Linked DNA regions of Homo sapiens: region 2 is linked to region 1. A link is an interaction called in ENCODE POLR2A ChIA-PET data of the cell type or tissue named here. Cell type or tissue: PC-9. All regions are shown on one strand. Links, peaks and the distances in the headings refer to the core of each region. The heading gives the core; the rest is flanking DNA.

Evidence for each region. Peaks named below come from ENCODE experiments on the same cell type or tissue, not always from the same donor. Only the 100,000 strongest peaks of a DNase experiment are listed, where the experiment ranks them.
Region 2: POLR2A ChIA-PET joins it to region 1 with 9 read pairs; 1 of 35 experiments calls an interaction of 5 or more read pairs at or near these places.

Annotation. Positions count from the first base shown.
Region 1 is chr20:33,302,865-33,308,238 of GRCh38, reverse strand. It overlaps BPIFB1 (BPI fold containing family B member 1), which reads right to left. Exons shown (of 16, transcript NM_033197.3): 11 at 5,165-5,323; 12 at 4,214-4,281; 13 at 3,348-3,393; 14 at 2,174-2,237; 15 at 1,252-1,328. Among named protein-coding and RNA genes, the nearest start is that of BPIFB1, 22 kb to the right of the region's middle. In PC-9, for the core only: no CTCF peak of the experiment used is centred there; a DNase peak (open chromatin) is centred at 2,568.
Region 2 is chr20:34,216,120-34,221,493 of GRCh38, reverse strand. It overlaps a transcript of ASIP not described here. Among named protein-coding and RNA genes, the nearest start is that of ASIP, 23 kb to the left of the region's middle. In PC-9, for the core only: no CTCF peak of the experiment used is centred there; a DNase peak (open chromatin) is centred at 5,223; H3K4me3 peaks cover 962 bases; H3K27me3 peaks cover 260 bases.

The DNA of each region.
Region 1 (5,374 bases), core at 70-5,069:
ATCATGGGGCTGGTTTCTTGTGAATGGTTTAGCGCCATCCTCTTGGTGCTGTTCTCGTGATGGTGAGTGTGCTCTTGTGAGATCTGGTTGTTTAAAAGTGTGTAGCACCTCCCACCCCTTGCTCCTGCTTGGGCCATGTGATGTGCAGTCTTCCCCTTTGCCTTCCGCTATGATTGGAAGTTTCCTGAAGCCTCCCCAGAAGCTGAGCAGATGCCAGCATCGTGTTTCCTGTACAGCCTGCAGAACCACAAGCCAATTAAACCTCTTTTCTTCATGAATTACCCAGTCTCAGGTATTTATTTTCTTTCCTTTTTTTTTTGGGGGGGGGATGGATTTCACTCTTGTTGCCCAGGCTGGAGTGCAATGGCGTGATCTCAGGTCACTGCAACCTCCGCCTCCTGGGTTCAAGCAATTCTTCTGCCTCAGCCTTCCGAGTAGCTGGGATTACAGGTACCCGCCATCACGCCCAGCTAATTTTTGTATTTTTAGTAGAGACTGGGTTTTGCCATGTCGGCCAGGCTGGTCTCGAACTCTTGACCTCAGGTGATCTGCCCACCTTGGCCTCCCAAAGTGCTGGGATTATAGGCACAAGCCACTGAGCCCAGCCTCAGGTATTTCTTTATAGCAGTGTGAGAACGGCCTAATACGCTGTCCCTCTGACGGGACACTTCTCCCAGCTACCCACAGGGCTCACCCCTCACCTCCTCAGGCATTGGCTCAAATGTTACCTCCTCAGAGAGGCCCTCCCTGGCCACCCCATCTGAAACAGCACCCCCTTCCCTGACATCACTCTCTCCTCCTGAGCCTGCTTTATTTTTCTTCTCAGCCTTCCTCCACTCAGCCTGATGTTACATCTTTAGGGCTTGTGTATCTGCCTCTTCTGCTAAAAGGTAGGCTTGAAAAAGATGGGAGTGTTTTCCATTTGTTCATTTCGGTGGCCTCAAGCACTCAGAAGCATGGCTTGCCTATAGAAGACCCTCGAAAAATATTTAGTGAATTACTGAATGAATGAATGAATGAATGAATGACAAGGGGGTGGAAAAAGTGTACTGACCCCAGGCTAGGAGGGTTCCATCCTCAGCACAGCCAACCTTCTCACTTGCAGATGAGGAGGTGAGGCCCTGAGAGGGGAAGGGACTTGCCCAGGGTCACCTGTAGGCTGGGGTTGGAGTGCAGGCCCCACCTCCCAGCCAGGGCTCTCAGTGGCTGTGCCCTCCCTGGGGCAGGATGTTTAGGGCCACACCCACTCACCTTGGTCAGTGAGGACTCAGCTGCCTCGAATCCCAAGGCCTTCACCAATGACACTGGGACCCCAGATCTTAATTTGCCTGAAATAACAAATGTGGTCAGAAACTGATGGGCCTGGGGTGAGACTGGGCAGCCAGGGGCAGGCTCAGGGTTCCTGAAGGGGAGCCCCGGCCTGGCAGGCCTGATCAGACAGCCCCCTCTGCCTCTGCTCGCCTGTTCTCTGGCCCCAGCATTGACCCAGCCTCGTCTACCCTCCCTTTGCCTCTGGCACTGGCTTCTGGCCCCTCACAAAATGCAGTCCTCACATTCTCTTACGCTCTTGCTCAAGAACCATCAGGGGCTCCCATTATCCCCAGCAGAGGTTTCTATACTTTGAGATTTTTCCAGTCTAATAAAATAAAGAAATTAAAAAGGTGGAACTGTATAGGTTACAAACCCTTCCCACCCCTCATTCAACCTGGGGCTGAATTAGAGTGTTGGGCACTGACTGTGCCAGGCACCTCCTGATTTGTGCCTCTGAAGAAGGTACTTCTACGTCCCCATTTTACAGATGGAGAAACTGAGGCTCAGAAGGATTGTGCAGCTTGACCAAGGCCAGGCACTAGCAAGAGGGGGAACAGGGTCTGCTGAGGCGCCTCCAGTTGTCTCTTACACCTCTGTCATTGCTCTCATTGTCTGCTTATGCCTCTGTCTCCTTCCAGCCCTGCAAGTCTGGCCCACTGCTTGGTTCATCTTTACGAGCCCAGCCTCTGGCACTAGCAAAGGAATTGGGCTGAGAAGGTTCTTGGGAGGAGGCAGATTTTGAAGTAGGCTCTGAGGGATGGCTGGGAGATGAATGAAAGGGGCCCCATTCATGGAGATGAGGGCAGGGGAAGTAAAGCCAAGCCCTGGGGAGAGAGGGGGCACAGATGGCAGAGGTATGCACCATTCTGGTTCGGCAGCAGGATGGAGTGGATGATCTCAGTGATGATGTTTTTCAGAACATCAGGCTGTGAGAGAGAGAAGGGGCACTGTCACCCTGGTTGAGCATCTGAAGTTCCCCCCCATCATTCTTCGTGGGTGTGGCTCCTCCCCATGGGTGAGGTGGCTGGTGGAGATGTAGGAATTCCAGGTCCCCTGCTGATCAGAGCTGTGGGGGCTCCCAGGGACCAGATGGGCTGGGTTGGGGCATGAACTCAGCCGCCCCTGGGGCCTGGTAGATGGGGGGATTGGGGTGCATTGGAGGATGCCCCATCCTCAGGGGCCCCACCACTCTGTTGCAGCTGAATTTGCCCTGAGGGAATTTTGCCCTGCATTGCCTGAACTTCTGACTTCTGGAGGGAAGCCAGAAGTCCTGATTTGCATGTGGAACTCTCCGTGTTTTAAAATATTAGTCACCGGGCATGGTGGCTCATGCCTGTAATCCCAGCACTTTGGGAGGCCAAGGCGGGCAGATCATGAGGTCAGGAGATCGAGACCATCTTGGCTAACATGGTGAAACCCTGTCTCTACTAAAAGTACAAAAAATTAGCCGGGCGTGGTGGTGGGCGCCTGTAGTCCCAGCTACTCAGGAGGCTGAGGCAGGAGAATTGCTTGAACCCGGGAGATGGAGGTTGCAGTGAGCCAAGATCACACCACTGCTCTCCAGCCTGGGCGACAGAGCGAGACTCCATCTCAAAAAAAAAAAAAAAAAAAGTCAAAAATAGTGAAAAACAAATCATAAAAACCAGAGAAAACACGCCAGACTGAGGTATTGGGGTTCGGTCTGAATCCCAGCAGGAAAGGGCTGTCTAGGGGCACTGAGGCGCGTCTACGTGTGCAGAATGAGATTGTGAGTCAAGGGCACTTGTGTTCTAATTCAGGATCAAAACTTCACTGAAAGAAAGTGTGTATCTGTGAGTGTATTTGTGTGTGCGTGTGTGTGTTCTCAGCTGTGTCTGACACGTGGTGGCTTCTCTGTAAACACTCGAGGGAAGTTGGACTTTGGTGGAGACCGGCCAGCCCCCCATGGTGCTTCTGTGGGGACCTTGTTTGAAGCAAATCCTGGGCAATATCTGTTTTGAGAGTGGACCATTCCAGGCCACCCCCTGTGCCCTCAGGCACCACCTGTTAACACTTACTTGGAACCAGCCAATCCCAGAGTTCATCAGCTGGATCCGATCAGAGCTGCAATGGAAGATGCCTGTGAGAGCGGCCCCTGAAGTCCCACTCATTCACCATCCACTCATTCAACAGCGATTTATTGAGCACCTATTATGTGCCAGGCACAGTGCGGGCTCCAGTGAACCACATGAAGCCCTTGCGTCGTGGAGCTTGCATTCTAATGGCAGGGGTGGGGTGGGGGGCATAGAGGGGGCACAGAAAACAAATAGCAGTCCAGTGAGCAGAAAAATCAACCTCAGGAGTCAGGGCTGTGGTGGACAAGGAGGCCCAAGCTCCTTCAAAGGGCGCCCCAATTCCTGGCTCGACAGTTTGTTGCTATGTAGGATTGTGGGCACAGGGCAGCCAGATAGTCTGATTTGATATGTGCACAACTCATTTATATTAAACAGCCCAGCCCTATGTGGGCTGATCAAAAGAGCCCTGGGCCTGACTTGTCCCCAGAGGCTCCAGCTGGCAGCCCCTGCACTCACTCTGGGGCCACAGGAAAGTGGCGGGGAGGGAGAACAGGCAGGGTGCAGGAGGCAGCTGGAGCCCTGCACTTCTGTGCCGGGTGACTGTCACTGCCACGGCCTGGGAGGTGTCCAGAGTGGGCTGGCCGCGGCTAGGGTTTGCCTGTGCCGTGGCTGCTGCAAGGCCTACTTCATTTTCCTCCCCATTCCCTCACATGCAGTCCTTGTCAGCAGGAGCATCCGGAAGGACCTCCCTGCCTACCCTGGAGCCGCCTTCACCTGACAGCCACAAAGTCGGTGTTTAAAGAAACCCATGGTTACCAGGCGGGACTCATTTCCATCAGCAGAATCTTCATGATGATTTGTGTGTTTACCTGATGTTATTCAAGTTGAGTATAAGTTGGTCACCTTTGGTGTAAAACTGAGCTTCCGAGCTGGCTTCCTGCAACAAGAGAAGCCCAGGCCCCATTGTTCTCAAGAGGATCCGAGTGTGGAATTAGGGGTTATGCAGGGAGGCTCTGGGGTCTGAATCTCAGTTCCTGGCTCTGGGACCTTGGCAAAGGGTTTGACCTCTCTGGGCCTCACCTGCCTCATCTGTTAAATGAGATAGTACTTGCCTCCACTCCCCATTTAACAGATGACAGTCTAGGCTTGCTGTGGGGAATGATAATGATGACGATGACGACGACGAAAGCAGCCACTATTCATAGAGCCCTCACTCCCTTACCCTAGTGTGTAGGTGGCCCAGCTCAGGAAGTTTTCATATTCCATTTTTCTGGACACACTGATTGGCTCAAGAATGGGCAACTGACTCAGGCTCATTCAGTGAGAGTCAGCCCTGAGATGTTTGCTGGAACTATTGGAAAGATAGGTTCTTCCTGCGGTGATTGCCAAGCTGATAGGATATGAGCCTAATGCAGCCTGGGGCACTACCATGAGGGAATAGCTTGCCTGAGGATGAAGGCAGCACAGAGGAAAACAAGGCTGCTAGGTGGGAGAGAGGAGAATGAAGAGGATATTGTTTGAGCACCTGGGTCCAGCTATTCCCGAAGTCAATAGCATCTAGACTTTTTAGTTATAGGAGCTAATACAATTCCTTTTGTGCATATGAGTTGAGTTTCTGTCCAGAGATTCCTGACTAAGAAAGTCACAGGGTTAGAATTGGACCCACAAAGCTCCTGGCTCTTGGTTCAGAGCTCCCTGTCCCCTGTCCCTGCTAAGTGATGAGAGTGGTGGAAATGTTTAACAAAGCAAGAGGGCGAACAGGAAAAGTAGACAGAAGGGTCCCCCTGGTTGCTGCCAATATCGCAGACAACTGAACTCACGATGCCCAGGGTGAACAAAGGGCGGAGGGCTTCACTGGAGGGAAACACTTCCAGCACGATCAGTTGGGCCACCTTGGCATGGCCTTGGTCTATAAAAAACTCGGGAGTGTCCTGAGTTAGGATCTTCACGATCTGGGTAGATCCCAGCTTATCTGCAGCCTGGAAGGAGATCAGACCCACATGTGGCCTCCCAAGTGCCCACCATGGCCC
Region 2 (5,374 bases), core at 322-5,321, 910 kb before region 1:
TCTCAGTGTCCCTGGAACATGATAAAAAGAGGCAGGGTAGGGCCCAATAAATGCAAGCTGACTGAGTCAACATTTGCCATTTGTTTCCCTTTCTTTTTCTTTTTTTTTCTTTTTTTGAGACAGAGTCTCGCTCTGTCGCCCAGGCTGGAGTGCAGTGGCGCGATCTCGGCTCACCTTAAGCTCCGCCTCCCAGGTTCACGCCATTCTCCTGCCTCAGCCTCCCCAGTAGCTGGGACTACAGGCACCAGCCACCACACCCGGCTAATTTTCTGTATTTTTAGTAGAGATGGGGTTTCACCGTGTTAGCCAGGATGGTCTCGATCTCCTGACCTCGTGATCCACCCGCCTCAGCCTCCCAAAAAGCTGGGATTACAGGCGTGAGCCATCGCGCCTGGCCCTGCCATTTGTTTCCCTTTCAACATCCTCTTTTTATATTCCACAAATTCTTCAAGTCCCACATTCTGCTTGAAGACCTCCTCAGTTTCTCCAGCTCTTATGACATCCTCCTTCACTGAAGAAAAAAAAAAAAAAAAAAAAAAAGAAGGAAAGAAGAAAGGAAGAAAAACATCCACACAACAGAGAATGGGCTTTCGGAGTGACAAAAGCATAGGGAAGAGAAAGGAAGATTAATAGTCTGAGAGCAACCACTCTTTAGTTGTTCAGGAAATACATCAATCATGAGTCATTGACTTTCTATGGTACCATATAATCTGTATTATTCTGTTCAGAACACGTATATTGTCAGTGTTCCGTGCTAAGCATGTCAAATGAATTCATTCTGCCTCCCTATGTCAGTTCAGGAGTCATTCCTTCCTGCTTCCCTGATTCCCCGTGTTGAGTTAAATGCTTGCTCTCCATGGTCTCATGACACCTTGTGCTTACTTCTTTTTTTTTTTTTTGAGAGAAGGTCTCGCCCTGTCATCCAGGCTGGAGTGCAGTGGCATGATCTCAGCACACTGCAACCTCTGCCTCCTGGGTTCAAGCGATCCTCCCACCTCAGCCTCCTGAGTAGCTGGGACTAAAGGTGCATGCACCACACCCGGCTAATTTTTGTATTTTTGTAGAGACAGGGTTTCATCATGTTGCCCAGGCTGGTCTTGAACTCCTGGGTTCAAGTGATCAGCCTGCCTCAGCCTCCCAAAGTGTTGGGATTACAGGCGTGAGCCACTGCACCCGGCCCCTGTGCTTACTTTTAACTTAATCTCTTGTATTGAAAATGCCCATTTATTAGTCTGATTCCCCCTTAGACTTTGAGTTTCATGAGAGAAGGTCCAGACTTACTAGTCTTTTTATTATCTGTTCCTTTTATGGGTATGTCAGTTCTACACGTGTAGATGGCACATAAACCATCTCTGAAGTAACTAGACTGTAAACTTTGGAAGATAAAGTTCATTTTTTTTTTTTAAGATGGAGTCTCGCTCTGTCGCCCAGGCTGGAGTGCAGTGGCACGATCTCGGCTCACTGCAAGCTCCGCTTCCCGGGTTCATGCCATTCTCCTGCCTCAGCCTCCCTAGTAGCTGGGACTACAGGCACCCACCACCACGCCCAGCTAATTTTTTTGTATTTTTAGTAGAGACGGGGTTTCACCGTGTTAGCCAGGATGGTCTCAATCTCCTGACCTCATGATCCGCCTGCCTCGGCCTCCCAAAGTGCTGGGATTACAGGCGTGAGCCACCGCTCCCAGCACATGTTTTGTATTTTTTATCTTTATATTCTGGGTTCCCAGCTCAGTGCTCAGGTGTTCAGAAAGTTTGTGAATGTTAACATTTCTGTGCTCTGTTCCTCTCACCACCCACAAGCAACCTTACACTTGCCCAGCAAAACCTAGTAACTGAGCACTTTTATTCTAGTAAGTGCTTATACAGTGTTATTCACTGAGATTAATGCTGTTGACCACTATGAGAGAGAAAGAGTAAACAAATTTATTAATTATATTTTGCTTGGAAACTCTATTGCAGAGTCTAATTGTTTAAATAAGAACTTCTGCCTCTCTTTCCTACTTTCAGAGAATAAGTTTTGGAGCCAGGCAGAATTAGATTTGAATCTTGGCTTTGCAAATACACTAGCTCCTGGTCTTGGGTGTGGCCTTTTGGGAGATTAAATTAAAAATGGGGATAACAATACCTATTCTGCAGGATCATTATGATGATTGAATGTGTAAAGATAGAAAAGGTGTTTAAGCACCACACTTGGCACATAACAAGCATCCACAAAAGTTAGTTTTTACTCCTTGATTCTCTCCTTCCTCAAGAGGATCACTTGGATCACCTCTTTCCATATAGTGTCTAGTCTAGTGTATTACATGACATTATCTAGTTTAGCCTAAGGTTAGGCTTCCTTTTCTTATACTACCTGTTCCCTAGGAGCTTTGAGTCTATATTTATATACATTTGAACATGTAATGTGTATGTGTTTGGAAGTCTATACAACTGCCTATAGTGTACATCTGTATACAAGAGCCATAGGTTTCCAGCTATTCTCACATTTAGTTTGAGAAACTTCAGAGGGTTACGTTAAAATTGCTGAAAAGGGGCCAGGCGTGGTGGCTCACACCTGTGATTCCAGCATTTTGGGAGGCCGAGGTGGGAGGATCACGAGGTCAGGAGATCGAGACCATCCTGGCTAACATGGTGAAACCCCGTCTCTACTAAAAATACAAAAAAATTAGCTGGGCGTGGTGGCGGGCGCCTGCAGTCCCAGCTACCCAGGAGGCTGAGGCAGGAGAATGGCATGAACCCAGGGGGTGGAGCTTGCAGTGAGCAGACATCGTGCCACTGCACTCCAGCCTGGTCTCAAAAAAAAAAAAATTGCTGAAAAGGACACATGCTCCTTTTCCCTTGCTACTGCCATCTCCACCAGCCTGATTCCCCCTGTTAAATGACAGCACTGTGAAAAATTCCTGGGATTAAGCTAGGGTGGGTGAGCAGATATCTAAAAGCAAATAGGAGGAGTGCTCCCCAGAAGTATCCAGCTATAAGACCTGCATGCTGCTATTGCTCAGTAATAAAAAATGATAAATGGGTGATGCCACTTTGCCTCAGTGGGACTGGATAAAAGTAATGAACAAGGCTATATTTTTCCCAATCTCTCCTTTTTAGAAGGGAGTGGTGAAGAAGTGGTAGGTGTACAAGGCACACCAAATAGCCTTAGTGAACAGCTCCAAATATCATATCCTGCTTGTGGGCTCTGTCATTCCAATCTGAGGATTTGTGGGAGTTTTTTACCCTCATAATGCTGAAGCCAAACCTCCATGCTCGCAATTTCCCAATTGTCTCCAAAATCATTAATAAAGTCTGAACGTATCTTCCAAAACAAAGTTAATCTTAATGAACTTATATTTCTAAAAATGTGTGTCATAGAGTTCCATTTCTGGCAAAGGCTGACTAGTTGGTCTTTTTCAAACATCTTGCTGAGAACAATTACAAATGCTGAACAAATTAGCACTTTTTAAAAACAGCAATTTGGAGCTATGGAAGAGCTACAAAAGCAGTGAGAATTTGCTAGTCCAAGATCTGGAGAAAAAGAGAAGCCAAGTAAGGTGAGACTGGTATTTGGAGACACTTTACTCTGAAGACAATTGCTGATTCCAAAAGCAAAAGCAGCGCTGAGAGGCTGAAAAGAGCTTTCAGCGGGCTGGGCGCGGTGGCTCACGCCTGTTAATCCCAGTACTTTGGGAGGCCGAGGCGGGCGGATCACGAGGTCAGGAGATTGAGACCATCCTGGCTAACACGGTGAAACCCCGTCTCTACTAAAAGTACAAAAAAATTAGCCGGGCGTGGTGGTGGGCGCCTGCAGTCCCAGCTACTCGTGAGGCTGAGGCAGGAGAATGGCGTGAACCCAAGAGGCGGAGGTTGCAGTGAGCCGAGATCGCGCCACTGCACTCCAGCCTGGGCAACAAAGCGAGACTCCGTCTCAATAAATAAATAAATACATAAATAAGCTTTCAGTAGATTCCCAGCCAGGGCTGATGAGACATAAATTGTAGTAAGGTACCTGAAAAGGAGGAAGGGTCCTGGTAAATATCCCCAGGCTTTCTTTTTCTTTTTTTCTTTTTTTGAGTTGGAGTCTCATTCTGTCCCCCAGGCTGGAGTGCAGTGGCGAGATGTCGGCTCACTGCAACCTGCGCCTCCCAGGTTCAAGCGATTCTCCTGCGTCAGCCTCCGGAGTAACTGGGACTACAGGCACCCACCACCACGCCCGGTTAATTTTTGTACTTTTTGTAGAGATGGGGTTTTGCCATGTTGCCCAGGCTGGTCTTGAATTCCTGCGCTCAAGTGATCCACCTGCCTTGGCCTCTCAAAGTGTTGGGATTACAGGCGTGAGCCACCGCGCGCAGCCTCTCCAGGCTTTCAGCTGGGACCATGAAGGGCTCCACTCTAGGGATAAGGGCAAATTGGAAAGAGATCAGCTCTCACAAGGATTAAAGCCCAGCTTTGACTTCCTCAGACACTTACTAGATGAAAGTTTCAGCCTCTAGCCTATTCGCTTGACAGAAACAAAAGTAAACCCTTCTGGAGAGAGATAACATCATATAGAACCTCAAATCGTCTCCAGAGCTCCACAGGCTTTTTTGAAGAAATTGACAACATGGTTCTAAAATTTATATGGAAATGCAAAGGACCTAGAATAATCAAAACAATATTGAAAAAAGAACAAATTTAGAATATTTATACTCACAAGTTCAAGATTTGCCACAAAGCTAGAGTAGACAGATACAGATGAATGGAACAGGATCAAGTCCAAAAATAGATCTATACATATATAGTCAACTGATTATCAACCAAGGCATCAGATCAATTCAGTGAGGCAAAGGAATGCCTGTTTAACAGATGTGTGAAAAAAACTGGGTATCTCTATGGAAAGACAGCTCTAACCCCTATGGCATTCCATACAAAAAATTAATTCAAGATGGATCATAGACCTACATTAAAAACTAGAACCATAAAACTTCTAGAAGTATATCTTTGTGACTATGGAGTAAACGGAAATTTCATAGGTAGAACATAAAATGTACTAACCATAAAAGTAAAAATAAAATATTGGACTTCAAGAAAATTTATTTTTTTGCTTATCATAAGACGCCATTTTGAAAGGAATAAATAAGAAATAGACAGGAGACGGCCCCAGCCCGCGGGCTGCCGCCCGCACTCTCCATGAGACTGCTGGCGCCAGCGCCCGCCCGCGCGGCACCTACTCGGAGAGGGCGCTTCGCGCTGACTCAGCGGCGACGGCGGCGGCGGCGTTAGCTGGCCCTCGCGCTCTTTCCCTTCTTGGGGCGCTGACCCCGCCCGCTTGCTTGCTTGCTTGCCTGCCACTCAAGAGAAGGTGCCAGGGGACGCGGAGCGACGAGAGGCGTGCAGTCCCGGCCAACTCC